2 separate regions of the Mus musculus genome follow, and region 2 is linked to region 1. A link is a loop called in an ENCODE intact Hi-C map of the cell type or tissue named here. Cell type or tissue: gastrocnemius. All regions are shown on one strand. Links, peaks and the distances in the headings refer to the core of each region. The heading gives the core; the rest is flanking DNA. Region 1 overlaps Stk4 (serine/threonine kinase 4). Region 2 holds the start of Wfdc12 (WAP four-disulfide core domain 12).

The links. A loop is a pair of places that touch in the nucleus more often than their neighbours do. Peaks named below come from ENCODE experiments on the same cell type or tissue, not always from the same donor. Only the 100,000 strongest peaks of a DNase experiment are listed, where the experiment ranks them.
Region 2: a loop joins it to region 1, with 4 times the contacts of the local background. A loop is called at or near these places in 15 of 42 quality-filtered maps.

What each region holds. Positions count from the first base shown.
Region 1 is chr2:164,124,182-164,140,747 of GRCm38, forward strand. The region is part of intron 10 of Stk4 (serine/threonine kinase 4); the gene reads left to right. Among named protein-coding and RNA genes, the nearest start is that of Kcns1, 39 kb to the right of the region's middle. In gastrocnemius, for the core only: a CTCF peak has its summit at 10,557 (motif pointing right); no DNase peak of the experiment used is centred there.
Region 2 is chr2:164,182,028-164,198,593 of GRCm38, forward strand. It overlaps Wfdc12 (WAP four-disulfide core domain 12), which reads right to left and starts at 8,531. Exons shown (of 3, transcript NM_138684.2): 1 at 8,411-8,531; 2 at 8,109-8,259; 3 at 7,204-7,656. The coding sequence starts at 8,492. The coding sequence ends at 7,632. A730032A03Rik (a long non-coding RNA gene) reads left to right here. Exons shown (of 4, transcript XR_003954086.1): 2 at 4,231-4,297; 3 at 8,135-8,285; 4 at 12,909-14,537. It overlaps Wfdc5 (WAP four-disulfide core domain 5), which reads right to left and starts at 715. Exons shown (of 4, transcript NM_145369.3): 1 at 542-715. The coding sequence starts at 626. In gastrocnemius, for the core only: a CTCF peak has its summit at 6,901 (motif pointing left); no DNase peak of the experiment used is centred there.

The DNA.
Region 1 (16,566 bases), core at 9,042-11,541:
GCTATTTGTAGAATAGGAAGATAAATTTTAGTCCTGAGTTTTCCCCAAGGATGTTTTGAAACTTTAGCTTAGCCATTTTTATCTAGATCAGGGCACTGACCCTGATGGTGAATTGAGATTTCTCTGGGGTTTTATGGGAGACTTTACAGGATTGTCGCTCACCGGGTCTTCATCAAGTTTCACAGTTTGCTTTAACTCTGTATACGCCTTAGAAATCAGACACTGGCTGGGAGCGAGACTTAGCATTGTCTCAGTGACTTTGTGGCAGAGATGCTTTGGGTATCCGTACTTAATACTGTCAAAGGCACATTGTGGTGTTTTCTGGGAACCCAGGTAATGTGCAATTTAAGCCTTTATCTGCTGTTTTATGGAGATCAAAGAATATTCTAAAGCATTGTGTTTGAGCTTATTTTCTACCTTCTTCAGAAAGAATTTTAAAAGTTAGCTCATTTTCTTAAACACACCAGTCTCTGAGGTAAGATAAAATCTAGTGAGTACTGTCATGATCTAGTTACAGCAGCCAGTTTACTCTTGTTGAGCCCTTCATCCCCCATTCTCCATCTCTCATCCTTGGCTTGTGTCAAGTAAATCAAGGCAGGTATATATTATATTATCTCTAAATATTTTACAGATGTGTGTATGTGTGTGTAAGAATAATAGAAGATCTTTATATAAAAAGATTTAAAGACTCCTTTAATACAGTAACTCAAGATACCTTTAAAATTAAAAACAATATTTATTTAATGTCATAAAGTACTATTTACTGTTTAGTTTTCTCCAATAATGCCTTTCAAAGTTTGTTTTAGAACCCCAACAAGATTATTGTGTGGCATTTGGTTGCTGTATTAATTGGGGTTCTCTAAATGAATAGATTTGATAGACTGATCACATATATATATATATATATATATATATATATATATATATATATATATATACTGCACATGTGTGTGCAGTTTTTCCTCCCTCCTCTCTCCAACCCCCCACTTCCCAACTCTCCCGGGATCCACCCCATCCTCCTCCCCTCCCTTCCCCTCCCCTCCCTTCCAGGGACATGGACCAAATATGGCATAACAAGCTACAGTAAGACCAGGCACATATTCTCAAGTCAAAGCTGGATAAGGCAACCCAGTAGGAAAAAAGGGTCCCAAAGGCAGGCAAGAGAGTCAGACAGCCTGGCTCTCACTGTTAGGGCTCCCACAATAACACCAAGCTACACAACTACAGCATATATGCTAAGGACCTAGGTCAGAGCCATTCAGGCTCCCTGATGTCGGTGAGCTCACTTGGGTCTCTCTCATTGGTTCTGTGGTTCTCAGTTGTTACAGTGTCCTTGATCCCTCTGGCTCCTCCAGTCCTCCCCCCCTTCCCCAGCTCCATCTAATGTGCGGCTGTGGGATCCTGCATCCGCTCCCATCAGTTGCTGCATGAAGTCTCTGGTTTCATTGATGATGATTATGCTAGGCTCCTGCCCCAGCACATCCTGCAGGCATGACAAACTGTAGGTTGGTGTCCCAGTCCCTCCATTGGGGACTTTGCCAGGTAACAGAGAATCCATGTCCACTCTAGGAGTCTGCTCTAGTGTCACCCGTGTAGATTTCATGGAATTCCCAATACACTAGGCTTCTACCTCACTCCTGAAATGTTGTGTGGGTTGTATCTGTTAATACTTGACAAAATTCGAAACTAAAACAGATAAGATTAAACCTCAGTTTTAGCCCCCTTGCTTAGCAGAGGCAAGGCCCTTAATTTGAAGTACCCTCTACCCCCAAACCCCAATTTTAAGAATCTCTTCTTATTCTAAAGCAGAATAAAATGACTTATTGGTTCATTTAAAATAGTGGTAAATTTGTTATGCATTAATAAAGTTTTTTTATGAAAAAATAATATTCCATTCTATAACAAAAATGTGTCCCAGTGACAGTGTGAGCTTGTTTTCAAATCCGTGTGAGTGGGAGACAGCTAGATTACTATATGAGCATTGGCATTCAGTCTGTCAGACGTTGTTCTGTGTGAAGAATGTTGGGCCAAACAAAGCTGTGCCATTGGAAGAGGGAGGTGGACCTCAGTAGCTTGTTCAGATATTTTTGCTTAATAGCTTGCAGATATTTTTCTTCAACTGTGTATGCGGGATTTTTTTACTTTTGAAAGAGATTTTTTATTTTTAGTTCCACGCATATGTGTATGTGTGTACGTATGTGATTGCGGGTGCAGGCGTAGGCAGAGGTAGGAGAGGGTGTTGGGTCTTCAGGACCTGGAATTACAGGTGGTTGTGAACTGCTTGACTTTGGTGCTGGGACTTGAACTTGGGTCCTCTGAAAGACCCACAAGTGCTTCTGGCTGCTGAGCCAGCTCTTCCGCCCCATCAGTGGTGGTCCCTTAAAGGTAAGCTATAGAATCTGAGACTCAGTGAGCTCCCGTACGCCTATGGAAACCATCTGCGTTTGCATAGAAGGTTTGCAGGCTTTATGACACCGTGGCTTGGTCATCTGGAAATCATTGGTTTAGTGAGTCACGGAGACCTGCCAAAGCGTTGGCATTTTATTATACAGCGTACGAAGATTGCACTCCTTGCCACTGTAACCAGTCTCAGCACGGAGCGTCTGTAGGGGGAGCTGTCAGACTCACTGTGGCAGAATCAGGCTAAGTTTTGCTTGAAATTACCGTTGGCAGCAAACACTGTCAGCTGTTTTAAGCACCAGACTCACTTTTTCATTTTTAAAGGAAATGTCTGCCAGTGCCCGAGTCTGCCTAACCACAGTTTGTTAATGTTTCTTCAAGTGCAATTGATGTTCCATGGAAAAAGCAGCCGATTGAGCTCCCAGCTCGATTGTGCAAGTGCTTTCCTTAAGACAGCCATTGATTTTAGTTACAAACCCTCCCATTTCATCCTGGGTGCTGCTTTACTGTAATTAAATTAATACTTTCCCCACTTCATCTGAGAATATCCGGAAGGAATGGGTTGTAATTTTTTTTTTTTTTTGAGGCATGTTATTTTATCTTTTAACTGTAGTTTGTAACCATGAAGAACAGAGTAACTGGTAATGCTTGCGTGGTCTCGTTTATTGACTGATAGTAAGATTAGCACTCATACCTCCAATCCTTGATTTGTGCCCCCAGTCCAAGTGTCAGCACAGTGAAGGCAGGCAGGTGAGGTCTTAGGACTAGAGAGATGGTTTGACCTTACAGAGATGCTGAGAGACAACGCCATGGGCTAGAACTGAGGAACTGCAGCTGGGGCTATCGAGCCTTCAGCATTTTGGCAGAGACATCTCATAGTACATATGTGTTCTTCCTCTGGGGGTTGACAGTTGCCTAAGTGCCATTTAACTCAAAGATACAAGATGGTGATATCTGACCACTTCTCCATTTATCATATGAAGGTCCTCAAACAGCAAACATTCCATCAATGATGGAGATATTCCCAGCTGTAATTGATGTAGGAAAGACAGAATTTATGTTAGACTTTCCCCTTTATTTGCTATTTTTCCAAAATAACTATTTGGTCCCCTGCCATTCTACAAACATGACTAATGATTTTTTTAAAGTTTTTTTTTCTTCTATTTCTTTAAAAATTAATTTTTGGTTAGTATACAAAGAAATGCAATCTACTGTGATATTTTCTTTTTTTTTAAAAAAAATTGTGTTTATATGTGTATGCAGCACTTGTGCAGTCAGAGGACAAATGAAGGGAGTAGTCTCTCATTTACCATGTGTGTTCTGGGATGGGAACTCAGGTCTCCAGGCATGGCAGCCAGCCCCTTTGCCCACTGAGCAGTCCTGCAGGTCCTAGTGTGAGATTGTCACACATGCACCCTTCTCCTTGGTTCTGTCCCCCCTTTGTTGTGCTCCCTTCTTCCCTTCCACTCTGGCTGCTCCCCCTCCCCCTCCCCACCAAGTAGTCCTCTTTTTGCCTTCCCCTCTTTCATCCCATCAGGTCCTCTAGGTTACACTCTTGCTCTAAAGTCCTTCCTGCATCTCCGTATCTGTCCTTCTGAGGCCGACTCATTGGCCCGACAGTCAGTCTGTCCCCACAAATGCCTAGCTTCATTCCTCCATGTTTTGTATCTATGCTTGTGTTGGTTCTGGTTCTGGATGCCTGGCTGGCTCTTATCTGGGCTGGCATGGATGGTGCAGCAGTAAGTGCTGATGTACAAGGCGTGATATACGCCTCCTAGGTATATACCCAGAAGTGGACGCAGGGTGGATCATGTGATAGTTCTGGCTTTAGTTTTTAGGGGTGTTTGCTTGTTTGTTTGCTTGTTTGCTTCTGCATTTTTGAGGCAGGGTTTCACTCTAACCCAGGCTAGCCTTAGACTCATGGCAATCCTCTTGCTTCAGCCTGCCAGGTTGTGGTATCACAGGTTAGGGCCAGCAAACACTGATTTTAGTTTTCAGAGGAGCCTTTCAGCTGGTTTACATGGTGGCTGCACCAGTTGGCATCCGTCCCATCCCCCACGGAGGTGGATGAAGATCTTTCTCTGTCCACACCCCCCCCACCCCCCCAGCATTAAGGTGCTACTGGTTGATTTGATTTCTTTCTCTAAAAAAAACCCCTATGTGGTGGGTGTGCCTGGATGTGCCTGGGTGAGTTTATGTGCACCACCTGTGCGCAGGGCTGGAGGAGGCCAGTAGAGAGCCTTGGGTCCCCTGGGACTGCAGTGCGGATAGTCAACCTGCTATCGTATTTTTTCCTTTGAGAACTGTGTGTTCCGTTAACTTGCCCATTTTATTAGAGGATTTATAATCTCGAGCTTTAACTCTTAGAATTGCTTGTAAATCCTAGATAGCAGTCCTCTCTCTGTTGACTATTTAGTTGGCCAAGGCCTTATCCCACTGAAGAGTCTCAACACTCTGCTGGCTTCCTTTGTTGTGCACAAACTTTTTGTCAATCTGGGATGGTTTCCTGAACTCTTAAAGTCTTTCTCAGAAAGTCCCTGGGGTTTTACCAATGAAGACTCAGGACCAGAAGCTGGGGTGAAAGCCTGCGAGCTCAGAGAGGCAGAGAAAGCACCTGGCTGACCTTCCTCCCCAGCCGATGTCCCCGAACAAGTGCCCCTCCCCATCTCAGAACACCTCCTCCAAACCCAGTGTCCCTTCCTTCTGCTTCCGCTGCGTCTCTCTGTCCACCCTCCCCTGCCCCCAAACACCCTACTACTCTGTGGCTTTTTTTTTAATTAGATATTTTTTTAAATTTACATTTAAAATGTTATCCCCTTTCCTGGTTTCCCCTCTGAAAACCCTTTTCCCTTCCCCTTCCCCCTGCTCACCAACCCACCTACTCCCGTTTCCTGGTCCTGGCATTCCCTACACTGGAGCATCGAGCCTTCACAGGACCAAGGCCTCTCCTCCCATTGATGCCCGACTAGGCCATCCTCTGCTCCATATGCAGCTGAAGCTGGCTTTTTTCCTTAATCCTGGGCTCACTTCCTGTCAGCTGGTTGCCTGCTCTGCCTCTTGGTTACTCTTATTTAATCATGTTTACAGTATTCAAGCAGAAAGGTGTGATCAAATAACCTGAAACATGCCTACATCTTGAAGTATTTTGCTTGTTCCATTCCAGACTTTACATTAAAGTCTGAATGAATCTGGTTTCATTCTCTTTGCCTTCCTTCCTTCCTGCCTTCCTTTTGTTTTTTGTATGGATGTGATCTATACCTGTGTACTTTCCCATGTATGTGCATGTGTGCATGGGGTATGCCTGCACACAGTTCTCAAAAGAAAAAAAAAACCAAAACCCCCAAAAAACAAACAAACAAAAAAACCCCACCAATGAACCAGAAATACTTTGCCATATTAGGAAGCAAGGAAGCTCTTGAGAGCTACTTCACATAAACCATATCTCAATAAACCAGTTTTAAAAAGAACTGAGTCACAGTGTTGAAATATTTGCATTTTTACTTGAAATGTGTAAAATGTTCTGAAACTCCTGAATTCATGACGATTAATAACAAGATCATAGCCTAGGACAAAAATGTGGCTTAGTGACAAACTGAGTTGTGCATATGGCCGATGTGAAGGTAGTTCCCAACATGAGCTGTAGGACCAGCTACACCAGCCATTTCTTATCCCTAGGCTCAGTGGGGGAAGGCACAGACACTTGAGACCCTGGAGTCTCTTCTGGAGACGTGTGTGGACTCCCAAGCCTTTGGAGTTGCCTGTGAGAGTCACTGTTCTGTGGGCAGGAAGAATGATGGTCTTAGAGGAAAAACTAGCAAATTAGAGTTATTCAGACAGACTTGAGTTATCAGCAGACATTTTCTAAAAATTTATTCTCACCAAGAATCAAAAGATCTTACTTAAAATTTGGACTTTAAATCTTTAAAGAGATTTTAAATCTTTATAAAGTTATTTTTAATTCACTTTTTAAATTATTGTTTTCCATGTGTGAGTATTTTGCCTCCATGTCTGTCTGTGTACAGTGTCAGTGCCTGATGTCAGTGGAGGCCAGAGGAGGTGTTGAATTCCCTTGGATTTGGAGTTACAGAAATGGCTGTGAGCTGCTCTGTGGGTGTTGGCCTTCAAACCTGGGCCTCTAGAAGAGCAGCCAGTAGTCTTAATCAGTGAGCCAACTCTCCAGCCCTTCACTTTTTAAAAAAAAAAGATGGGGTAATAACATATATCTGTAATTTGAGCACTCAGGAGACTAAGGAAATTCAGAGTTTAAGGCCATTCTGGACTGCACAGCGAGTTTGAGGACAGCCTGGGTCACATAGTGTTATCGGGAAAACATAACGGCCTATCTACATCAAAACACTGATGTGGACCATGGAACAGAATGGGCAGTCTAGAAATGAAGAGCTGCACAGCCTCAGCCACCCGATCCTTAACAAAAGCGAAAGGGACAGCCTCTTAGGAAAACTGAAAGACCATAAAGAACGAGAGGGTGTGCTGGAGAGAGGGCTCCACTGTGAGCGCTTGCGGCACGAGCATGACGTGACGACCTGGGGTTCAGATCCCAGCATCCCATGCAGGTCTGGTGGGGTAGCATGCACCTCTAACCCCAGAGCTCAGGAAGCAGGGGTGTGGATCTCTGGGGCTTCCCACTCAACTAGTCTTAACAGGTAAGCTGCAGGCTCCAGGAGAGACCCTGTCTCAAAAGTGAAAGCGGATATTGAATAAAAGCACCCATCTCTGGGAAAGGCTGACTCTCCCCCTGGTAGCCACCAGTGGCCTGGGGTTTCTTGTCTAGGGTGAGATCCCATGAATATTTTCCACTTCCACATTAATATGTCTGTTGATACTGCCATTGTTTCGGGGAAAGATTAAAACATCTAATGTTCCAACAACTTAAAGAGGAGAACAGGAGAGGACAGGATCCAGTGCCAGCCTCTGTCCTCCCTGTGTAACCTGGGGACACACAGTGCCAGCCTCTGTCCTCCCTGTGTAACCTGGGGACACACAGTCCCAGCCTCTGTCCTCCCTGTGTAACCTGGGGACACACAGTGCCAGCCTCTGTCCTCCCTGTGTAACCTGGGGACACAGTGTTAACCTCTGTCCTCCCTGTGTAACCTGGGGACACACAGTGTTGACCTCTGTCCTCCCTGTGTAACTTGGGGACACAGTGTTAACCTCTGTCCTCCCTGTGTAACCTGGGGACACACATTGTTGACCTCTGTCCTCCCTGTATAACCTGGGGACACAGTGTTAACCTCTGTCCTCCATGTGTGTAACTTGGGGACAGACATTGTTAACCTCTGTCCTCCATGTGTGTAACCGGGGGACAGACAGTATCACCCTCTGTCCTCCCTGTGTGTAACCTGGGGATAGACAGGTTTTGAAGAAACTCTTGGTTCTTAGTAGGAATGGCCTTTAGAGACCAGCCTTGACAAGTGCTTCTGAAGCCAGCTCATTTTTCCCCCTGGCCTTTTCAGTGAATGAAACAAAGGTATATGCTCATTACACCTCCTTACACTAAGCACAGACTGGATACTTGGTGCTGCACTTAGCCACTCTAACTGTAACTCCTCTCCCCTGGTAGTGCCAGCATTTGCCTTCTCTTCCACACTAACGCTTAGCGCTGCCCGCCTTCCTCCTCTCTGATCTCCACAGGGCTGGTCCTCGGTGAGCAGGTGGATCTTTGTTTTAACACTGCTTTCTGTTTTTAGGTTTTACTCTTTTAACTTTTCTCTGTGATTGCATAGACTGTGTAGTTCCAAGGGGAAGTCCATAAAACAAGGTTACTCAGTTCATGAATATACCCTTCTACCTCGTTCTTCTCCCTTTTTTGTTATGTTCACAGATGAGGGCTGAGGAAACACCACATTCCCCCTGACCCCCACTTGTCTGTCTGTCTGTCTCTCTCTCTCACTTTGGGGTAGCAGTAATGGATGGCACACTTTTCTCTGCCTTTGTTTGCATTATGTGATTAATCTATAGCAATCTGTATAAAGAACTGTGAGCCAGCGCTTCCTTATGTGTGGTGTCTTGTTGGGAGGATGTACTGCAGTCACGACAGCCTCTCTGTGGCCACATGCTCAGCTTGCTGGCAGTGGCTTTTAAGGTAATTCATAGCCTAATCATAAATTAGGAATTACATACATGCATATACATATTACAAATTTTGCCTTTGTTTTTAATGTGTTTCTGTTTTGAGTGGCACTATATATTAGTTGCCTATTTAGGTTTCTCTTTTTCCAGAAAGGAGAAGAATTTCTTAGAGGAATCCCTTCTGCTAACCTGTTGCTGTTGTATAATAAATTATTTAACTCATAAAACTAATTTAAACATAATTAAAACCATGTGCCACAGCAGAATGAGCAGTCATGTCTCCTGGCCAGACATGGTTAGCTTGCCCCAGACATCAGTCAGTATGTTGCCATGTTGGTGCTAACAAGAGAAGAAGCTCCTGGAGGCCTGGAATTCCTGTGTCATCAGAGCCTGACAGTTTGAATCTTGTAGCAGACAGAGACAGATCTGGGTCAGTTACCTTACTACTGTAATGTGAAGTCAAAAAAGAAAAAGAAAAACAACTAAATTCAGTGTTGTTGTTGTTGTTTTTTTATTCAAGAAGTTTCCAAAGGCTGAAATATATTTTAAGTGTAAATTAGCTAGTTATTGATGTAGAAATCATTTTTAATTTTTATCTGGATTTAATTACTTATTGCTGGACTTGTAACCATGAGTTTGCATTGTGGTCTTGTTCACGTCGATGCAGGCGCTTGTATTTTTCCTTCAGTGTGTGGGAAATACCTTATTCCAACTTTGCAGCTTTGCTCCCCATTTCTTCTCTCGTGTGGGCTCTTGACTCTTCAGTTGCCTCAGAGGTCCATCCCTGTTCCCGGGGCATGAGCTGTTGAGAAAACTAAAGGAGAGATTTAGGACAGCTTTCTCACTACTATCCAAGGCTAAGAGCCTATTAGAACTCTGCAAGTAGGGATGGAGGCAGGAGGATGGAGCACAAGGGTGGCCTAGACCCACACATGGAGGAGTCGGCCCTTCTTCTCTGCCTTACTTACTTGCTTGTATCCTCAGGGCCTCTCAAGAGAAGGGGGTCAGGTTGTGTGAAGCTTGTTTTCATATCTAAGCTGTCCCCTGCATGTCAGCCTCCCTGTCCAGTGACCATTGTGCTTAAAACTGAACCGTCTCTGGCAGGCAGCGGTGTACTCCACTGGCTACTCTGGGATGAAGACGCATCTATGGTCCTTGCTTCCCTTCACTGCACCTTTTGATCACTGAGATCTCAAGCTGGCAGAGTGGAACAAGCAGTGTTGAGATGATGCAAAGAGGAATGAGTTCCCGGATGGTCCCTATTTCATTACATCCAAGAGAAGGCACAAGCAGTGGTGTTGGTGGGTCAAGGCATTCAAGTCTGTGGGGTTTTGACTGAAAAAATGTTAGATTAACATTTACTAGGACAGCGGGACTACACAGAGAAACCCTGTCCCCCCAAAAGAAAACACAACAAAAAGATTGTACTGTATAAAATTGCACTGGGCGCTCTGCATGGAAGAGGATTATGTCTACACACAGCAGTGTAGTTCCAGGAGAACGAGCTAGTCAAGGTCACTAGAGTTGGGCTTTTAGATCAGGTTCTGACTTGACTGTGTGATGATACACTTAGCCTGGAAAATGGAAAGGATACTGTCTAGATAGAGCCTGTGGGAGAGCCTGTGCTGCGCTGAGTAAACAAGGCAGTGCATCTGACTTGCCTGCAGGGTAACAGACACTTTGTAAATGCTAGCTCCCTCTGCTTCCCTCTACTTTCTCCTCTTTTCTTGAAACATCACCCACAGAGTAAGCCTCAGTTCCTTAAATCTTTTCTGCAGTGATTGGCTGTTGAATTCCCTTATGAAAGTAGGGATGCCTTTCCTAAAGGACGCTTGTCCCCGCTTGCTGATTTATAAAACAAAGGGATTAAACCCCTGCCAGATGGAAATACAGTGGGTATCACTGTTGGATTGTCCAGCCCATCCCCCTCTCCCTGTTCCGCCCTCCCCTTCTTCTCTCACATACGTAGTCCATGTACTTTCCCACTTTCCCCTCATTTCATGAACTGTCGATGTTTAGGGATGTTTCTCACATCCCAGAGTTCTAAACACTTCCTGTGGCAGCACGCTTTGGCCAGCAGATGCCACCCTTTTGCTTCTTGTGCCGTCTGCTCTGTGCAGCCTTGAAGCAGAGGCTGCCAGCTGTGGATACTACATGACAGAATTAGTTTACCAGTCTTGAAGTTTGACATTTCCTGAAAATGCATCCTTATCATACAGACCGCACTGCTTGAGAAGAGAGATGAGTGACCTTTCAGATGCCTGAGAGCCTTGGCTTGCTTGCCCTCAGTTGGGTGGCTCTCTTCTTTGAACTTGATCATACCACCTGCCCTGTTTGTTTGTTTTTGTTTTTTGTTTTTTTCCTTTCTGGTTGGAGAAAAAAAATCAGCGGAAATGTAAATTGAATTTGTGAACCAAATTTAAGATCCATGGTAACATAATGTTGGCGTAGAATTTTAAGGTTGCTTATGTTTGAGTTTTATATTATTCTATTTCTGTTTCACATTTCATTTTTGTAAAAAGTATTATTAGCTCTTTGAATGATGAGGGATAATTCAGGGACAACAGAAGGCCAAAGCATTGGTAAGCCAGATGTGGGGTATGCCTGGTGATTGTAATGTTACCACCATTCCATACAAAGTCTAATGCACGGAGGATAGTCATAGTCTTTTATTTAATGGTGCTTGTTTTTGTGAGAGAATAGATGAGGTTTTGGGGTATGTGTGTGTATGTGTGTGTGTATGTGTGTGTGTGTGTGTATGTGTGTTTTTAATAGTTTGAGAAATAGAAGCCCAGAGATCTTTATGTAAACCAGCCAGTTTTCTCACTTCCCACCAGAGTTGGGTCCCAGGTCATTTCCTGGTCCTCTGAACTCTTGGGTGCTTCCTTTTACTGAGACAGCCACAGCTGTGAGCACATGTCAGATACTTAAGTTTGTTTTACAAGCCAGGAAAAAGAATCATTTTTAATATGTAACGAGTACTGATGTCAGGGTGGGGTGGGGTGGGGGACAGCAGAGGGACATTTATCCTTGGCTCAGTGTGCTCTCAAGCTTATTCAGAGAAGGTTGACAGACTTCATTTTATTGTTCATCTAGGTCAATAATTCCCAGGGTAAAGCAGTCTTGTGACTCTATATTACTTACCTAGTTGCCATGGGCTTTACAGTAAGTGTGTTGTCAGGAAATGTCATGCTAACTAAAAAAGACATTTTTTTATGGCATCCTTTTGGCTTTGACCAAATGTAATCTCTGTCAAAACAAAGATGGCTATTGTAGAAGAGTCTTAATGTCTACAGCCAAGAGTTGGACTGCTTTTCTGCTGCTATCTCTGTCACTGTGCAACTATTAGTCTGCTTTAGGAATTTGCTCCTGAATTTTTCTTTCATGCTCTTATCTCCTGGTAATGTGGCCTTTTCTGCTGGTTTCCCCTCCACTCTTGCCCCACAGCAGTAGTAGATACTGAATATTTCTAACCGTCTGTGTATGTGTTATTTTCTTGTCCTATTTCCTGCTTTGTTTGCAAGAATACTTGCCTCTTTATGACTATGTTGAAGGGGCTGCAGAAGTGGCTCAGGGGTTAAGACTTGCAGAAGATACAGGTTCAATTTCCAGCAACCTCATGATGGCTCACAAACATCTATAATTTCAGTTCCATGGGCATTGATAGCCTCTTCTGGCAGGCAAATGTGGTATGCAGACAAGATATCCATACACGTAAAATAGACATAAAAAAAAAAAGAGAGAGAGAGACAAGGTTGTAGAGTTTGGGGTGGAAGTAGCACTCAAGTGCATACTGTGCACAGGCCCCATAAACACTCTGTCCATCCATCTCTCACACTGTCTTCCCAGGGTAGATCTTATCCCTGCTCACTGGGCAGCACGGCTTGGAAACACTAGGTGGTGTGTGTGACCCGTACAGAGCATGTGATTAATAAGTGATGAGTGTAGGCTTTCAGCTTTGATGTGGAGCCTGTTATTGTCCTCAGATAAAATACTTTTCTGCCTGGGAAGTGTGTCCTGCCCCTGAACCTTTGTTTAATTCAGGTGCTGTGCATTTCTTTCTCTAATGTGCTTTGGCAAAAAGCCACAGCACATGAGTGTTCAGATTGTGGTTTTTAATACTGTCATTTTAGCCCATTTATACATTCTTTGCAGAACTGCATATTTTTTGAGATTTTCACTCTGTGATAGCTTTCCTCCTGTGTTTATGGGACTGCGTTAATTAGAGTATAAATATGACAAGTGCGGAACAGGGTTTTTTTTCCCCCCTCATTTTTGGTAAAACCTTAGCAGAGCACAGTGATTGGAGCTGCAGTGCTGGGATGTATATTAAACATTTAGAAAGTATTATTAATATGTGGGTTTGTCTTCACAGTTCAGGCTTACGTGTAAGGAGAGCAGTGGGCTAGGAGGCAGGGGCAGGCCTGGCAGACCTTCCTAGCTGTGGGGTTCTGGAGGGGCTCTCGGGCTCCCACTCTCTGCTCGTCTTTAAAATGGAGCTGCTGTGTACAGAAGAACTGGATGTGGCGTGTGAGAGAGATGCTTAGGGTTCACAGGTTCTTAACAGCAGCGTCGGGACAACTGAGCAAAAGCAGGTAGATGTCTGTGCTCACTCTCTGAGGTCTGCAACTGCGGCCAGCCGCTTACTGTGGAGTGAATCTCCTGGCTGTGTTTGCCTCGGGGTTAGTGAGAATGTTAAACTTAAAAATGCCTTTCAAGTACTTCGCAGAGTGTTCATTTAGTAAATGTGATGTACATGTTTAGTACCTAAGGTAGGGAAAATAAATGAACCAATAAAAAGGTGGAAAGAGGTGAGCTGCCCCGAAACAGAGGCAGAAGGAGGCTCTGCTATGCCTCGCCAGTTTTGCTGGGAGCCCTTGTGGGAGTTCAGACTCACTCTGAAGCACTTTCAAGAAAGCCGAATTCTGCCACTCATGTTCCGAGGGCTAGGTGTCAGTCAGCCTGGTTGACACACTGGCTCCCTGCTGCTCTTCCTCCGGGACGCTATGAGAGCCGGTGGGGCAGGGCCGCAGAATGGCCCTGTTTGTTGTGTCTCGGCTCTTGTACAACCTGGGATGCTGAGGTGGCTGGTTACTGAGAAAGAGCAGACTCGTGTTCTCTTTACAGACTCACCACACTCCCAACTGCTCTTTATTTAGAAAAATTGTGGCAGAAACTATTCTAGGATTTTATGGCCTTCACACATGGCTGTGTGTAGTTTGAGTTTAAAATATCTTATGAGGAGCGGTGTTTAAAATGAGTGCAGTTGGGACATTTGTTACCCCTCCCAAGTGCTCTTCCCAGATGCACCAGGGAACAAAGGCTGTTCTCACGCATTGTGGAGAAAGGCTCCGTTCCAGACTCAGTGGAGGTTTTCCACTTTTGGAAGAGCTGCTGAGGCTCTAATCACAAACTGCAGCCGTTCTAGGATTAATTTAAGATAGTTCCTGGGATGAATTAACGTCTTGCAGTAAAAATACCATACACAACCTGTCACATTATCTGTGGCATCCTTTCCTGAGCCAGCCCAGTTAATGAGAAAACCAGGTGCCCAGGGTTTATTGCTGAAGGAATGTTTAATAAGGGAGCCATGCACGGTGTTTGGGTTCGTGGTGTTTGGTCAGTGTGTGAGTTGTATGTGGAGGTGTGTAGAAGCTCTGTGAGACACAGACATTACCTTTTTCTAATCTTACTGCCTCTCCTCCTGGCTCACTGGGGTGTTCCTGTGGAAAGATGAAAACCAAACAGACAGTCTGGTCTACTCTGCATTCCCTGACTTGTAGCTTTCTGGTGCAGTCCTCGGGGTCTTGGTACCATGTCAATAAGCTCCTGTGGGAGAATACATAGGTGAGCATCATCCCAGAGTAAGGCTCCTCCAAGGCTAGAACAGAGCAGGCAGCCTTGGCCCAGGGCTATCGATGATACCTCCATACCCAGGGGCATGGGACTTAGGAGGAAGAGCTAGTTGGGCCACTGCACATTGGATATGTGTAGCTTGCATTACTAAAATGAGCTCTGTTACACCACAAACATACCTCCTGTGTGTCTCTTAAAAGTGTGTGTCAGAGTTATTCCTATAAAACTGATACCCCTGTCCAGCTTGTGCTAGATGCTAAAAACATTTGTGTTCGTGACTCATGATTCAATAAAGCCCCAAGTTAGGAGTGTGTTGGTTGGCTTCTACATTTTTTTTAATATATTTTTTTTATTACGTATTTTCCTCAATTACATTTCCAATGCTATCCCAAAAGTCCCCCCTCCCCCCCCAGGCTTCTACATTTTGAATATTATTTTTTATTAATTCTTCTCATACGGTACATCCGGCCACAGCTTCCTCCCCATCTCTGTCCTTCCCCGGATCCCCTGGGAAGATCCAGGAAAAGGCCATGGGATGCGGTGGTTGTCACTCAAGACTCTGAGTCCTGGTGAGCCTTGCATAGGTGATTCTGGGGGCTGTGTTTTCCTGGTGTCCTTGACCCTCTGAGTCCTATAGTTCTTCCTCCCCTTTCTGTGGGCTTCACTGAATTAGCTCTCCAGCCCTCTTTGCAGGGTTGCTTTTTTTTTTTAAGATTGGTTTTTTGGGTTTTTGTTGTTGTTGTTGTTGTTTTGCTTTTTGTTTTTCGTTTTTTCGAGACGGTTTCTCTGTATAGCCCTGGCTGTCCTGGAACTCACTTTGTAGACCAGGCTGGCTTCGAACTCAGAAATCCTCCTGTCTCTGCCTCCCTAGTGATAGAATTAAAGTTGTGCACCCCACACCCGGCTCCTCTTTGCAGTTTTAAAAGCTTTATTTACATATAGTATCTAACTATTCAGACATTTTAAATTTCTGTATTTTGATTTATTAACTTCAGTTTGTAGAATGCCATCTCATTTACAAAAATATTTTATATCCTAAGACTATAAAAATATTAATCTCTGCTTTGTTTTATTTTTTTTCTTCCAATATGTAATCCATTTGCAATTTGTCTTGGTGTAAATTGTAAGGTAGCCACCCAGATTCAAATCTTTCTTAGCTTCTTTTGCTGACAGCTAAGGATTTTCAGAATGAGTGGTTAATTTAGAGGTATCTGCATCTAAATGTGGCTTGTTTCTACAGAGAGAAAGTTTCTACTTGAGACTTGGAGTTTCAGTATTCCTGTCTTAAAAAGCCTCCAAAAGAACTGTGAAACACATATTGATTTTGGCCTTGACTTCAGTGCATCTCAAACGGGCTGATTCTACAGAACTTGATTCAAAGCATTTCTTCTATGTCTTGATGCCTTTCTGCCAAGCAAAATTGATCATTTCTGACCAGAAGGCTCTGAGCTGAAGGAAAGTGAGGAGGCTCTCGGCTGCTGCAGGCACACTTTGGCTGTGCGTGTGGGGCTTTTAATTTTTCTCTTAAGCTCTCCTAGTCACTGTGCTGCTTGTCCCGTTGTCAGGGACCATTTGGAGGGCACATTTGGTACAGTTGCCTAGTCCTGGAGCTCGTAACCGGGTCTGTAGATGTCTGTTTCCTTGGCACTCTGATGAGTAGATACCCGGGGTCTTCCCTGTCAGTTGATTCTTGTCTTTTCTTGTATCGCGACATCTGCTGTGGTTGAGTCTGTGGTGCTGATGTGCTTTCACCAGCAATGCCTGGTCTGGTTTGTTGTTCGGTAAGAAGTATGTTTAGTTCCAGTCTGACAACTTCCCTGAGTGTCTAGGACAGTAGTTCTCAACCTGTGAGTCACGCCCTCTGTAGGGGAAGGGAGTGTCACACATCCGATATCCTGCATACCAGATATTTACATTACAATGTTGTAACAGTAGCAAAATTATAGTTAGGCAGCAGCAACCAAATAATGTTATGGTTGGGGTCACCGCAGCATGAGGAGCTGTGGTAAAGGGCCACAGCATTGGGAAGGTTGAGGACCACTGCTCTAGACTTTTGCAGATTTGCCCCTTGTACCCAGACTCCTGAGTTATAGCACCATTCAAAATCAGTTTTACCAGTAAAGGAACTGTGTTGTACCAGTGAGGTCAAAGGGTCAGTACATGCAGTAGAGAGAGCCATGGGAGTCTCTCTGTCAGCCTTTGCATCCATTTCACCACCAG
Region 2 (16,566 bases), core at 5,409-7,908, 54 kb after region 1:
TGGACTGAAGCTGGAGAAAGGAACAAGAGAGACAAAGGCAGAGATTCCTCCCATCAGACCCCAGATCCCAGCAGCCACACTCTTTACTTAGCCCCCAAGTCCCTTCTACAATCCCCATTGGTGGAATCACATGATGTTTTCCCCATACGGGGAGGCACGGTGACACATGCATCCTGTCTGTAAGCTTGGGCACAATAACCATGTGTCTATAGAGGTCTGCTCAGACAGAAACGAAGGCACCTATGTACACAGAAACAGCTGAGTGTCCTTAAAAACATTCGGGTGTGAATGTAGGCACAGGCAAGTTGACAGGTAAAGACCCAAGCACGAACAAGCCTGATGCAAAATGCAGGTTCCTGGGAGCACTGAGACAGACAGACAGACGGATGGACGGACGGACGGACGGACGGATAGTAAGACACACACACATACACACACACACAACACACACCCCACTTATCACTGGCTCTCCCACAGCCCCCCACTCTCCACAGAAAGGCAGAAGCCACCTGCTCAGAGCACAGGGATTCATGACACTCACCTCCCTTCTTTCTACACAAGGCAACAGGCAAGTGAGTCTCCAAAGCCAGGAGGACTACCAGGAGGAGGGAGCTCTGGACTCTCATGTTTCTTTCGTGGCACCCAATAAGCTCAGAGCTCAGAGGCCCCCAGATTAACATTTACAGTCTCAGAGATGCCAGAGCAGTTGAGTCAGCAGAAGAGGACTAGAGGGTGACCAGGGTGGCTTGTGCTTCCCGGATCTGGGTCCCTCCCACCCTCCTACCCTCCCACCCCTGCCTGATGTCCTTAGGGCAAGGGGTGCTTGTGAAAGAGCTGGTAGCAAAGGTTCCTTGTGTTAGGGACATGGATCTAGTTCTGCCTGTATTGCTGACTTGGCCTCTGAGTGTTGGGTAAGTCTTGCCCGTCTCTGGGGCTCAGTCTTCTCATCTATATTGTGGGGAGAGGAAGAGAGGGGTCATAATGAAAGCCACACAGAGAGACTTTTTCCTTTAAGGCACGTGGCCGGCTCTGCCTGGGAATGTGAACCTCGGCCTTCTCCACCCTCTGCCTGACTACAGCCATCTGGAACATCTGGTAGAACCAGGCCGGTTTGTTGTGCTCAGAGAATGAAGATGTGCTAGGATATGACACTGACTTCTTGTTTTGTGAATACGCTTACTAAGAATGAAACTCTTCTATTGATTCCCTTTGGCCACTAATCCTGTTAATCCCGACTACCCACCCAACCCCTGTACTGGGGATTAAACCCAGGGCCTCTCAAGTGCTAGGCAAGTGTTCTACCACTGAGTTGCATTCCTGATCTCTTTAACTTTTTAAGTTTTGAAACCAGCCACACCTTGCTGAGTTCCCTAGGCTGATTAGTGTACTTGCTGCTCGGTAGCTCAGTCCGTCCCCTGAGTTGGGATGTTCCTGCCTCAGTTTTCCCGAGAAGCTAACCATGCATCATTAGGCCCAGCCTAGCTCCTTGCCCTTACTGCTTGGTAGCAAGTGAGCGCTTCGTGCCAGGGGAAGCCCTCGTCTCCCCTGCCTTCTTTAGACCATTAAGCCAGACTCTGAACTCCAGGATCGTATTTCCTAAGACTCAAAGTCCTTTTTGCTTCTGTACTTTCTGTGTTCGGCTTGATTGACGGCCTGCAGGATGGTGTTTGAGTGAGGTATTTGCTTTCCCAACTCTCTAAGGTCTTGAAGCTCTCACAGTGTCTTGGAGGAGGGGCGGGAATCAGCACGATTGGCAAGGAATGGTGCCAAAAAATGGGGACTGCAAAGTGCCAGGGTTGGGGTTTCTTTCTGGAGAAGTTGGCTCAGGTTGGCATGGTGAATGAAGCCAGGCTTAGCCTTTCATCTTGGGACCCTGTGGATAGAAGAGCGACAAAGATTCGTGAGGAGGGCACTTTCAAAGGTACCTAGTGGCACTGCCCTTTGTCTGGGCTGGCTTGGCTATACAACATGGCTCCGGGTTGGCTAAATTCTCTGGCTAGAATCAATGCAGGAGTTACTGAGACCCCCTTCCTCGGCCTCTTTTACCCAGCCACCCACCTGTAGGGTTGTGTCTGCCTCTGCTGCAGGGCACAGCCGCTTGGGGAGGGAGAACTCAGGGAGTTTGACCCACATGTTTATCCTACACCACCTCCAGGGCGGGTGCTTGGCTGTAGGGAAGCGCTGAGGTACTGCTCCTGGGGTAGGAAAGCACCCACCCTCAGTTTTACATCTGTGGTGTTTGCTCCACGAATCGTGGAAGAGGGTAGCTGAGGCTTAGCATCCCATGGGGGACCCAAATGGAAACTTCAGAGCACAGGGCTCCATCAGTACTGGGACAATCAAGGCCCTGCCCCAAGCTCTCCCAAAAGATGAGCAACCTGTTAGCCAGAGATGGGAGTGGACTGCTCCATCATCACACACCTAGTTCCTCGGTATTAAAAGCAGGAGGACATCATGTGATCCTGAGAAAGGATCAGAGCTTGCCTCACTTGCCCCTCCCAGTCTGCGGCAGCCCAGCAGGAAGGGCGTGGCTTCAAGCTGAATCTTTTATACAGTTTGCTAAGCCCCTGGGAAAAGGGGCCGTTGTGTAGGGGCTGTTGATATTTTGGGATTTTGGCACATTCTTGGTAGCTTTATTTTGGTGGGGAGTTTTTAATGGGCTACGTTTCCCCCACAGATTGTACACATCCATCGATAACATGCTAGTCCACTGAAGACTATTTTGTGGACAATTCTCCTGTGCTGTGAAGTGTTTTGTAAACACCACGCCTTCTGAGGCTAAGTCCACGTGATCCGCTCTTTCCTGTAAGAAGTCTGATCTTTCATTTTTGTGAAGAAAGACATGACAATAATCCCACTATGTAGTTTCGAAGTCACATCTCAGACACTTTTTCAAATTTTGTTTAAATGGAAATACTAAGTCAAAGAACATAATAATAAATTTCTTCAGGCTGCAGATATGCCTGGTCAATATTCATTTCAGAAGTCAAAAGGAATATGGGAGCCTCCAACTGTCAGGCATAGACATCTGTCCATCCTGTCTGCTCAGGACATCTGTCCTTGGTCGATCCTAAGCCTCCTGCCCCAGCTTTTTAATTCTGGTTGGCGGCCACAGTGTATTTCTCCTGACACAGGTGAAAGTGCTGGACCCAAGTGAAACCCATAAGATTCAGTTGTTCTTGCCCTCCACCCACCCACCCCTCCCTCTGAGTCCTAGGCAGAGAAAGCCCTGCTCACACAGCACACTCCAGAGATCTATTGCTGCCACTCATGGCCAGATCTTTCCTGGACACACCCAACACAGGATATTAAAAAAAAAAAAAAACCCAACTAAATAAAACTCCCACTAGTGGAAAGTTTCTCATCTTAATTGGCTTTCCTTGGAATATTGGTGGGGATAAATACTTCTCATATGTTTCCACAGGCTATTTTACCCCCTTTGTGAATAGCTTGCTTTCATATTTTATTAAGTTTTGCTGGATGGCTTCTTATTTTTATTTTTGAGCTAGACTGGTGTGTGTGTGTGTGTGTGCGTGTGTGTGTGCACGTGCGTGTGTGTGTGTGCGTGTGTGTGTGCACGTGCGTGTGTGTGTGTGCGTGTGTGTGTGCACGTGCGTGTGTGTGTATGTGTGCGTGTGCACATGCGTGTGTGTGTGCGTGTGCACGTGCGTGTGTGTGTGCGTGCGCACATGCGTGTGTGTGTGTGTGCACATGCGTATGTGTGTGTATGCGTGTGTGTGTGTGTGCATGTGCGTGTGCACGTGCGTGTGTGTGTGTGTGTGTGTGTGTGAGAGTGGTAGAGGTAAGGGAGCAGCTGCTGGATCTGTGCTGGGACAACAAACCTGGTTTTGAATTTTAGTGTTACCGAGCTCTACTTGAACTTTGATAACCCCAGCTGTTCTTCTGTAAGAGAGACCGAGATAATATGTATCTTATAAGCCAGTTTTGAGAACAGAATTCATTTGATAAGTGATGATGATTATTCTAATTCTCTATTTCAAGTGACTCTTTCTTTTTGGGGAGGAGGACTTGTACCAAAGATTTAAATTTTAGGATAATCAAATCACCGTTTCCACTTATATCTGCTTCCTTTATTTGAATATCATTCAGTTGTACGAATGAAAAGATTTCACTATGAGACTTCCATAGATGCATATAATGTATGTACTTTGATACTGTGTTGACCTTTCTCTCTTTATAAAAAGGTTTCTTTATCTTTATTTTATGCAGATGCATGTTTCGCTGGTGTGAATGTATGTACTTCACGTGACCTCAATGCCTGAGGAGTCAGAAGAAGGTACAGGATTCCCTGGACCTGGAGTTACAGGAGGTTGTGATATACTCCACAGGGGCTGGAAATTGACTTGAACCTGGGTTTTCTGCCTGGACAAGTACTCTAAATGGCTGAGCCATTTCTCAATTTTTTTTAGCTCACAGTTTACAGTCCATCGTGGGACAGTCAAGGCATGCGGATGGAAAAGTCAAGACAGATGCGTTACATAACATTTGCAGTCAGGAACAGAGGGAAACACATACATACTTGCTTCCTTGTGCTCAGCTTTATTGCTCCGCCCTTACACAGTTCGGGACTCATAGTACTGCCCATAGTGGGCTGGGTCTTCCCATATCAATAATGTAAATAAGATAACCCACCATAGACGTGTCCACCTGTCAGCCTTACATAGATAATCAGTCCATCACTGAGACGTTGCAGGTGATTCTAGGTTGTGTCAGGTTGACAAGTGAAGTTTACTATTACATCATCCATGCTGTTGCTGGGAATTTTTTGTTCTTTTTTCATTATTTCTCCTCCTCTTCCTCCTCCTCTTCTTCCTCATTATCCTCTCCTTCATTTTCCTCTTCCTTCTGCCCTTCTTCCTCTTTCTCCTCTCTCTCCTCTTTCTCCTCCCCTTCCTCCTCCTCCTCCTTATTTGTGATCCAGTGCTTCTGTTGTAAGAGTTACAGCTACATTATGTTTAAGCGACTTCTGGTATCCATGAATTTTACTAATTTACATTGTTACCTCTTACATCACAGTCTTTCACTGCCCCATATGAACTCGATTATTTTGTTAAGTTGGGAAAAAAACCCAACTCATTGTTTGCTATAACATTTTTTATCACCATTCCAAAAACATACAGGAGAACAGTAACCCTTTTTATGAAACTCTGTGCATTCCAAACTCAACAGGAACATCTTACATTTCTTCTTGTGTACATCCAAACTATTATTTTTTTGAAATTTAAAATTTCAAGTCAACCCAACACATCATAGATATTTCAGTATGGGTCTCTAAGATATGATCATTTAGGTTGAGTGTGGTGATGCACTCCTACATTCCCAGCACCCAGGGTGTGCAGCTAGCAGGATCCAAGTTCCAGGTTAGCCTGGACTACATCGCAAAACCCTCTATCAACTCTGAAAGAAAGGGGAGAACTGAATTTGTCATTGTCACACCTAATCATCTGCCTCTGTGTTTGCTTTTTGTTGTTGTTGTTGTTTTTGAGACAGGGTTTCTCTGTGTTGCCCCGGCTGTCCTGGAACTCACTCTGTAGACCAGGCTGGCCTCGAACTCAGAAATCCGCCTGTCTCTGCCTCCTGAGTGCTGGGGTTAAAGGTGTGCACCACCATGCCCGGCTGTGTTTGCTTTCTATTTTCCTTATTGTTCTAAAAATGACTTTGTGGGGCTGGAGTGATGGTTCAGCAGTTAAGAGCTCATACTGCCCTTGCAGAGGACTCTAGTTTGCCATCCTCCATGCTGGGTGGTTTATAACCTCTTTAACTCCAGACCAAGAAGATCTGATACCCTCTTCTATCCTTTCTGGGTATCTGCACTTACAGGCACACACCTCTACACAGACACATAGACATGCACATGATTAAAGATACATTTTTTAAATGAGTTCAAGCAGTTTTCAGAACCAAGTCCATACACTGACACTCCCTGCATGGTTGCAACATCCTTAGATTCCTTTATTCCAGAATAAACATTTTAGCTCATTTCTGCCTGCCTCCCATTCTCCCCTTCTGTAATTTCTGCTTGAGCAAACAGATGAATGTCTACTTAGTGTGGCTAGAAGCCCTTCCTTGTGGTATCTTTCAGCTTCCTGCATCACTTGAGGAGGAGTCTATACCTGGCTTACCCATTTTTTTTTTATTTTTATTTTTTTTTATTTTTTTGAGACAGGGTTTCTCTGTATAGCTCTGGCTATCCTGGAATTCACTCTGTAGACCAGGCTGGCATCAAACTCAGAAATCCACCTGCCTCTGCCTCCCTCCCAGTTTACCCATTTTTAATGTTGTTCAGACAAACTGCAGTATTTCAGCCAGAACACCTCAATCCTCTCATCGTAAAGCCATGTTTCTCCACACAAGGACACGTTGTATAGCATGGGATGATGAAATGACACCCTGTAAACAGCAGGAAGCTGTGGATGGCCGGTGCCTGTGGCGACAGCTTAATTGAGATTGCAAATTCTAGAGGGTTTAGATTGTAGTTATATATGAACGATGTTGATCAGGATGGACATCCTTGCCTTGTGAACACTTGGTGTTTGCAGAAAAGCAGGCATATATATGCATTGTATTCTATATGCAATATGTAAGAAATTACACACACACACACACATGCGTGCACACACACGCACATATTTTATATATTCTCTAGTACTTTAATACACAAACAAAATGTATTTAGATCATCTCTCTCATTTCTCCCTCCAAGTCCCCCTGATTCCTCTCCACACTTCCCTCTCAATCCCAATTCCTCTCTCTCTTAAAAATAACCCACTGAATCTAATTAGTGTGCCCATACACCCGTGGGTGTGCAGTACCATCCACTGGGGCACTGGCACCCCACCACGGGCCACACCACTGAGGAACGATGACTCTGCCCCCTCTAGTGGCCGTCAACAGACATGGCTCCTCTACTAAGGGTGACTAGACTGATCTGTGCAGGTCTTGTGCTGGCTACAACAGTTGCTGTGAATTTATGAGTACAGCGGCCCTGTCATGCACAGAAGACATTATCTGTGCCAATCTTCCAGGCTTTTCCTAGATGTTCTCTGAGCTTGGTGGTGGTGGTGGTTGCTGTGTGATACAGGTGTCTCACTTAGGGATAAATAATTCACAACTCCAGAGTCACTTTGTTTTACCTTTGGCCAGCTGTAAAGGCATATCTTTTTTTAAAAAAATCGTATTATGGACAATTTTATCCTATTTATTCAGATTTGTAAAAAATGTCATATAATAAAGTTTAATAGTTTTTCCAAAAAAATGTATATTTCCAGAATTATTCATGCATGTATATGTACATACATATACATACACACACAAACACACAAACAAACATACACACACACACACACACATACACACACACATAATATTGAACAAGGATTTTTTTTTAAACTATTAAGTTGTATTAGTCTATTTGGACCACTGTAACAAATTACCATAGACTGAATGGCCTATAAACAACATTTATTTCTCAGAGTTCTGGAGGTTGGGGAGTCCAAGATCAAGGTGCCCAGAGATCCAGTATCTGGAAAGGCCTGGTTTCTGGTCTTTGTATCTTCTTGCTGTGTCCTTCCACGGTGGAAGCAGTCCTCTGAGGCCATTTTTATGAGATATCACACCTTACTCTGAGGGATCTGTCTACAAAAGAGGAGGAGAACCCGCTGAAGAGGGATGCTCACACTGGGGACAGGCTGGATGGATAGGCTGTTCCTTCTTTTGCACACAAGGACTCGGAGACCAGGTTGCCCACGGGCTGCCCGTTTCTCCCATACTTTAAGCCTGTGGACCCCCGGGGCAGGTGCTAGGTGACAGCAAGTTTAGAGGAGGAAAGGACAGAGTGGGACTTGTGTGAGCAGTCCTGGGAGGAGGGAAAGCCCAGGGGCTTTCACCTGATTCTGCTTGGTTGACATCCCTGTCACGCCTTCCCCTTTGTACAAAGGAGACGGTCAAGGCCTCTGGTCTCTGAGATCCCATAAGCTCACCCCAGTCTCTCTGCCCCTTGACTCCAAGAATCGCTCGCTCTTCCATGCTTCCAGGAGACAGAGACTGGGGAGGTGGGAGGGCCGCGCACAGCACTGGGAGCTACTTACTCTTCACTGTTGTCTTTCACCGGCAGCACGCATTTGAAGCCACATTGCCAGAAGCAGCATATCTCCTGATCTCCACAGTCATTGTCACTGTAACACTGGGGATCATCTTGCCTGATGCAGCGGACGTAGTCGGGCGGGCAAACTCTTTTCTCTTTATTTGGTGGAAGAAGGCACAAGGTGAGTGGTGGGGGTAAGGGGTGGGGTGGTATCGGCAGGGGGGGTGTGTGGGTGGGCACTCCATCCCTTCCTATAATCTGGGAGTTCCCATCCCAGCTCTAGGCAGCTCGCCTGTACCCACTTACCCTCGCCTTTGACTCCACCTCCCGTTACCAGAGTAGAGGAAATAAGGAGCGTCATGAGGACCAAGATACTGTTTGGCCACATGTTGCTGTGAGGCTGAGACTGAGGCTGGTGCTGGTGCTGGTGCCGAGGCTGGTGCTGGTGCTGGTGCCGAGGCTGGTGCTGGTGCTGGTGCTGAGGCTGAGGCTGAGGCTGGCTTTCTACTGTTTCTGCTGGGCGTGGCAATGGGCAGGGCTGAAGGTTTGCTGATGACAGGGGAAGCCTGTGCTTTCCAAGCCCTGTCAGAAATGGCCACCATTTTGAGGGAGGGACTTGGGGTCCTTCCAAGATTTCCTAACTGTGAGATCCTCTGTTTGCACAAGAAGTCTCTGCACAAAGGGCACCCTAGGACACACAGCCTGGCGGCACGTGGCAGGACCCATTTTCTTCAAATCTGATGTTCACTATTGAGCCCTCTTTCGGGGTGGCCCGCCCTAGACAGAGGTCTTACTTCTTCCTGTCATATCTGAACTGGTCCTCAGCTTTTTCCTCACCCCAAGGAGGGCTCTGTCACTATGTGCTCCAAACCACGCCACCCCGTTACTTTAATGTTTTTAAAGCCTATTTTTAATGATGGTTCTTAAACACTTTAACTTCCTTTCTAGCCCACTGCCCACCAGAAGTAGTGGAAAAGAAAGGATACGGGGGAAGTGGACCTGTTTAGAAAGGGTTCTTGGGAGCAACTCCTATCTGCACCGTCAGGAAATCAGCAGTTCAGTGCACAGGAGTCAGCAGCGGCTCGATCCACTCCCAAACACTTCATGGCTACACCAGCCATCCAGTTCGGTAGAATCAGGATAGCTAACACGAATCAGCAGCAGTGTGACTACCTAGCAGAGACAGGCAGGCTTCGGCCTCGGCACAAGTCAGCAGGAGGGACGAGGAGGAACGCCAGGAGAAGTTCCAATCAGCCAAGCAAAGGTTAGCAAAGATCAGCAAAGATGCAAGACCACCAAGCATTTAGCTATGTAAGCAAGCCAAACTCCCTCCCATTGCTGGTCGAGCCTACTTTATACTTCCTCCACACATGTCTCCCCGCAGCACATGAGTCTGTCTAAGCTGGCATCAAGCTGCCAATTATCCAGAATCTGCAGAAGTGAAAGAAGCTGAAACAAGCCACAGCACACCACCAAAAGTTTTTTGGTGCATTTCTCTCTATGGAAGTCCCAGCAAATGCAGGTCAACTACACAATGTAAGACGGACCAATACCCGTGTTTCATTAGGGAAGAATCCATCACATATCCTTTCACGTGCTTGCTTTAGCAGACCATCCTTTCACTGGTGTCTGCTTCAGCGAAATGTTTCTACATGAGTCTGCCTCCGCTTTTTACCTGTGGCCACTTCAGGAAAACACTTCATGTGTTTGCCCCAGCAAAACACCATCTAACATAACTGACTCTCCAAAGAGCCCTTAAGTTTCCACTTCATCACCCCTACACACCACAGGTGGAAGCAGACCTTGGCCCTGTCACTAGTTGTGTGACCGAAGGCTCTTCCTTCCTAAAACTCACTTTCCTTATTCATAAAATGGATCTGCTGGTTCTATTTCATTCATAGGAGTTATGTTTTATTTCCTGAAGTGCCTCTCCCAACCCACTCAGCTCTTACATCTTGGACTCCGGGTTGCCTCCCTTCAGAGATAGGAATCCCTTATGGACTCTGAGATTGGGGACCTTTCGGGAGGGGAGCCTACAGGCAGAGTGATGCTTATGCGTATGGTGCAAGATAGCTCTACAGATGGAAAAAAGTCCTGCACAAGCCCAGACACTGGGGAGAATAAATTAATAAAATGTTAATGAAAAGAAGAGATGAGAAAAGAGAGTGCTTTTGAGGAAGTCCTTTCCTCTTTCAGCAGTTCCCCAAGGTCAGCCATGGACCTTTTTGCTTAAGCTGGTGTTTTCCTTGAGTTTGCTACCTGGAGTTTTGAGTGAGGTTTGTATTTGAGAATGGGGTGTGCCTACTTCCTGGAGTATAAAAGAGACTGATTTGAAATCAAGTAGAGAGAGGGAGGATCCTTCCATCAGGCTTCCTATTGGGCCATGAATCTTGGCTCCCTAGTCTGTCTGTCCCAGAGATGAACTTGGAGACTTGCTGAGCAAACATGTGAATGCTGGCAGATGCTGACTGCTCCCCACCTCCTTACTCTTACTAATTATGGTGGCTTGAATATGCTTGACCCAGGAAGTGGCACTGTCAGGAGATGTGACCTTGTTGGAGGAAGTATGTCACTGTAGGGGTGAGCTTTGAGAACCTTCTCCTAGCCACCTGGAAGACAAGTCTCTCCTGGCTGCAGATGGATAATATGCAGAACTCTTGGCTCCTCCAGCACCATGTCTGTCTGCATGCCACCATGCTTCCTGCCATGATGATAATGGATGGAACCTCTGAAAGTATAAGCCAGTCCCAATCAAGTTGTCCTTTACAGGAGTTGCCTTGGTCATGGTGTCCTTTCACAGCAGTGGAAACCCTAACTAAGGCACCAACTTTCAAAATATGCAGAAAATATTAAAAACCAGGTCAGTGATACTCATACACACTCATATACCTATATTGGAATGAACAGTTAATAATGGTTTGGGGTATCTAGATCAATGGTTTTTGAGACATTTAAAACCGAACTACAGAAGGTATTTCCTCCAGGCTTAACAGTATATGATATGCAAATCTAATAATGAAAATCCCCAACAGACAAAATGGTGATCATAGCTTAGGAAACTGATGATAAATGCTACATGGGACCAATACTATATATTTGCTTTTCTGTTCCAAAGTATATTTGTACCTAACTTTTGATGCAATTTCTTCAAGACAAACAAACAAACACCAGCCCAACTTTACTATAGAGTAAGCTCTACAGGTGAAAACATGCAAACGATGTTTTTAACCCTCTGAAAACTGCAGCTTTAAGCCTATATTTTATAAAGGTACTTTTTTTGAAGTTGTTTTTGTTTTCTTGAGACAGGGTTTCTCTACAGAGCCCTGGCCATCCCAGGAACTTACTATGTAGACCAGGCTGGCCTTGAACTCAGAGATGCCCCTGCTTCTGCCTCTCAAATGCTGAAATTAAGCAACTCATAATAACTTAATAGAGTATCGCAGAACATCACAGATTAGAACCAACAGGTCACTGCTGTTCTAAGAGGTTGCTCTCGCCTCAAACTTTCTGTTAACCCTTCTTATGTTTTACCTCCTTATGTTTATGTCCGTGGTGGACTTGGATGTTGTCAAGCCCTGTGTCCTCTGAGATATGGGTGGATGGTCACAAGGTGGAGTGAAGGCTCTCTTGGGACTAAATGTTGCATCAGAGGTCATTTTCTTCTTTAGGTAACTTTGGTCTTGGTTTAAAAGAACAATCTGCTTTTGTTACTCTGACCATTCTCCCATTTATGTGGAAGTGAGATGACTCTAAACGATACTGGAGAGCTGGGCACGTAGGTGCAGGCCTGTCATCCCTGCACTCAGGGGGTGGAGGCAGGAAACTCAGTGGTTGGAGACTAGCCCGGACTACATAGTGAGACCTCTCTCACCTAACATGTAAGAGAAGCAGCAATGTGCCTTGAACCCCCAATCAAAAGGAGCATATTCTGTGTGTGCATGGCCCTCCCAACCCAGCCTAGCATATTCTCTGGGCACGAAACACATTTTTGTAGCTACAGCTAAATAACACTTTAGTTTTGTGTGTAGCATTCTGGAAAAAGCAAAGTGACCAAGACAGAGATGGTGTTTATGTGACCAGTGACACTCAGGGGATGAGAGTGGGATATAATGGAAAACAAAAACCAAAAAAACCCAAAAAGGTGGTGGAGACAGAGATAGAAAAGTACTGTATCCCAATTGTGGTTCTCAGGACAGCTCTTATTTGTTAAAATTTATACTGCCAGACCTAAAATAAATGCATTTTACTGAATATACATGTTAGTCAAAGTTCTCCAGAGGTACAAACAAAACCAGCAGATTTTGGGGTGGGGTTTTAAGGAGGTGGCTCATGTGACTGTCTGTGTGTGCGTGGGGGTGCTGAGTGCAGGGGTTGTGAGGTCAGGATGGCAGGTGAACAATTCAGCTAAGATCTGATATCGGATGTCGCACTGTTGGTAGAAGTGTGCAGGGTGACGGGCTGGAAACCTAGACAGGAATTATGTCTTGAGAATTCTTTGTTCTTCCATCTTCCTCTTAACATTCTTAATTGTTTGGATGAGGGCTACTCACCCTGTAGCTGGGGGGGGGGGATGTCTCCTTTTTGGGTCTTTACAGTTTCTGACCCCACTCAGGCCCTGGACTCTCGTGCACAAAGGCTTGTGTACTTGTGGTGGTGGTGAGTGAGTGTGTGTGTGTGTGTGAAGGAGCAGAGACAAAGTGTTAGCGGGGGAAGAACGGGACATCAGCCTCCAGACGACACTTTGGGCCAGCTCCTCCAGCCCACTGCTGGTACCTCAGAGTTAACTGAACTCTCTCTCACACAGCCCCCCCCCCCCGAGCTTGCTGGAACTTTCTGCAAGGCTTTCAAGTGTTCTGAGAGCCTGAAATGACTATGAGGAAGAAGAAGACGATCAGAAGGTGTTGAAGAGAGCCTGGGAGACATTGAGGAGTTGAGACTGAAGGTTTCCAGGCCGTGTTAGGAACATGGGTTGCAATGGGCTGAGCCTACTGCAGCTATCCAGGTCAGTCTTCAGCAGAGAGACTGACTAGTTTCAAAATGACAGAACCAACCCCTCCCTCTAGTCTCTATAAAAAAATCCAAGGGTGTGACGTTATTTACTGTAATTACTTCAACTCAGGCATGTGAAGGAATTGTGCATATATTTGGGATAAGGTTGAATTTTATGTCATTTTAGTCAAAGAGAGGATAATTCTTGAAAATTATATCTACTGCCAACTCCTAGGGATGGCATCACCAGCTCGGGTATAGGCTTGCTGTGTGCCAAGTGTACTGGTAAGAAGGAGTTTGTTCCAGGAAGGCTACCCAGTTTGCTGAAGCAAGCAGAGAGCCTTGCACAAGATGATATAACTCATCCCTGCTTAACAGTAATTATTTATTGGCTCACAGTGTCATTGTGTTAGTGACTACAGCAGCCATAATTCAACAACAAAAATAGTCCTGTTCTGTTGTACTTCATGTGGCTGTCCAATAAAAAATGCACGTTTATTGCTATGGAGTTTAAAATGCCCACGTCTTATCAGAGAGGAGAAAGAACTGAGCTTTGGATAGCATCTTTTCCCCAGAGAAGAGTAAAGTTGACACATGTCGGAGGACTCACGGCTGCTGGAATTTCTTTCTTTTATTTTTTAAAGTATTATTTTATTCGTGTAAGTGTTTTGCCAGCATCTATGTCTTCGCACTATGTGCAGGTCTGGTGCCTGAGGGGTCCAGACGAGAGCACTGGGTCTCCGGGAACTGGAGTTACAGATCATTGTGAGCCACCATGTGGGTGCAGGGAATCGAACCTGGGACCTCTGGAGGAGCAGCCACTGCTCTTAACCACTACACTATTTCTCCAGGTCCTCTTTTATCTTTCTTTGTTAGTCAATGTTACCATCAAACGAAGAAGTTCAGCTTCACTAAGAACACACTGAGAAGTGCAGTGTATCCATTTGATGTAAATGACACTACTAAATCTGTACCTAACATTTTATACCTTGTGACTGTTAGATTGCAAAGCAGGTCCCTAAGATGGCGGTGCAGCTGCCAGTACCATAAGATGGCTCCCTGAGTGGACCTGGGGCAGATAGCCATGAGTAAATGGAAATCTAATGATCAGCATTTCTCAGAAACCCTGTGACTCAGGGACCTTGCTTATCAGATAACTGCAGTTTCCAAGGTGTCCCCTAAATGGCCATCTACCACAGGCAAAAGGACATCTGATACTCATAAACTGGCCTCACTGCATCAGGCACAAACCCTTTCCAGTAGGCTTGCCCTGGGGATTCTCTTCTACCCAAGACAAAAACAAAACCTCCTGAGAGGAAAGAAGGGGTCCGCTCTTAAGCATCCAGGAACTTTGCAAAGCCCTTTTACTCTTCTGGGTGGGCTGCTGTTCACTTCCCTTGTGAGACAGCTCAGCAGCTTGTTCTCCAATAAACTTTTTCCACGCATACAGTGGTCTTGCTTCACTTGTGACTATGCAAATATTATAGATACTTTAAAAGGCAACTGAAACATGGCATTGAATCGGTAGTTTCCCTCAAACCTTTTTCCTTGTATTTGTTAACAAAAGTTTAGTAGGCTGCAGGGAACCACGGTGTTGGCTTGGCCTAGCTGCCCGAGAGACATATGTCATAGGTTTACTCAGGTTAGAGCCTATGACTCTTGGCACACAATGTGCCTTCCTGTTTCTGAGAAACCGATACACTCACTCCCTCTGGCAGCGAAGCATCCAGGCCTCTCTGTGCTTCACTGTATGTTCTCTTGGAAGTCAAGGAGGCATAGAAGCTTGACAAGACAATTGGTCTTAGACATGAATCTGTGTACCCTGCCTAACCACAAAGGTCACTCTCTCTTGGGAACGACAACTGTATTGATCCTGGTAATTGCCATTGTATTATCTAAAAAAAAAAAGAAAAAAAAATTCCGACTGCTCTCAAGTTGTGCTGTGGCCCCTCCAACCAGGCCTGATTTAATTCCTCGTGGCCATATTGGGTGGCCTTGTCCAGTAAGTAAGCACAGGCATTTACAGGCGGTGCCAAAAACAGGGACCCAAAATATAGGGGGAGAGTGGGGGGAAGGTTAAAAGGAGAGGGACTTCTGAGAATGTGTACACACAAGGATAATGAGGCAGGAGCGTTCATTGGAGTTAAAAAGATGGGACAGCAGGCTCGAAGAATCAGCAAGGTTGCTGGAGAAAAGAGTTAGAGCAGGCTGCGCCATCAGTTGATGAAATCCCCGTAGTGCATTAGTGAACTTCAGCCTCTTTCTATGAAGAGGGATCTCTGGATCCCAGAACTTGGTCTGGGCTGGGAAGAACAATTCAGGGAGGGAGAATTAGATGCAAGGAGATCAGAAAAAAAAATTTCCTAATGATGCTTGCCAGCTTTGACAAGAAATAAAAACAGCGGCCGATAAAAGTGTCCCGTTAAAATTAAAAAATAAAAGTGATCAAGGAAAAGCAGAAATTAATACTGGAAAGAAGCTGAAGACACTGAAGACACACGTAGCGCCTCTCTGTGTGACAAGGCTGAGGGTTTCTGCTTCCTCTTTTGCTCCCGCACCCCCCCCCTCCAATTCCCTCTGCTTCCAACCCTGCCTGCCCACCAAGTGCAGGTCCTGACAACATGGGAACTTGTTTTGTTACTTTGCTTCATTCTTTTTTTTCTGAGGTTGTTGGGAGGTTTCTCCCACTCCATGGAAGAGAATTAACTCAAGGTAAGCCAGGAGACTTTGTATGGAGCCCCTGAGGTGGGAAAAGATGTGGAAGGATTTTCTCTTTTCTCCTTGAGTAAAATGCCTGATCCTAATAACCCCGGGGAAAGAGTTAGAAATTCTATACCCATTTCTTTACGACTAAGGATCTCAAGCAGGCTTGTGCTCAGTATCCACCAATTGCTCCTTCCTTTTGCATTGTCTATTTTGGGGGAAGATTTTTCTTCCCTCTGACTGGAAGATTTTAGAAAAAAAAATAGTAGGGACTATTTACTATGGCTGATTATTCAGAAAGATGTCAGGACCAAGCTATCAGAAATCAACAAGATAACATGTCCACAACTTTTCAAAATGTTAACAGAAGAAGGCATGTGAAGTGATGCTCTATGAGAGGTCACATATCCTGCTGAGGCTTATGGGAAAATCAGTGCTTTGTCCTCACAAGCACAGCATTAGTTACTAAGTTCTGAAAAAAGAAAAGGACGGACAAACTTTCTAAGACTAGACAGGGACCAGATGAGCTGACTTTTGCTTTTGTAGGAAGTCAATTGCCTGATGGTGGATAGAGAGGCAGGGATGTCTATTGTTAAACAACTGCGACATACCAGACTGCCATAGTTCTTTTAGGGAAAAAAGGGGAGATATTAAATGATTACATCTGGCTCTATGATGCTATACTCAAATGCCTTTCCAACTTGGACATATTGTGAGGTAAGACCCTTTAAGTGGTATGGCCTGGTGGCCTGGTAAGTCCTGTGAGTAAC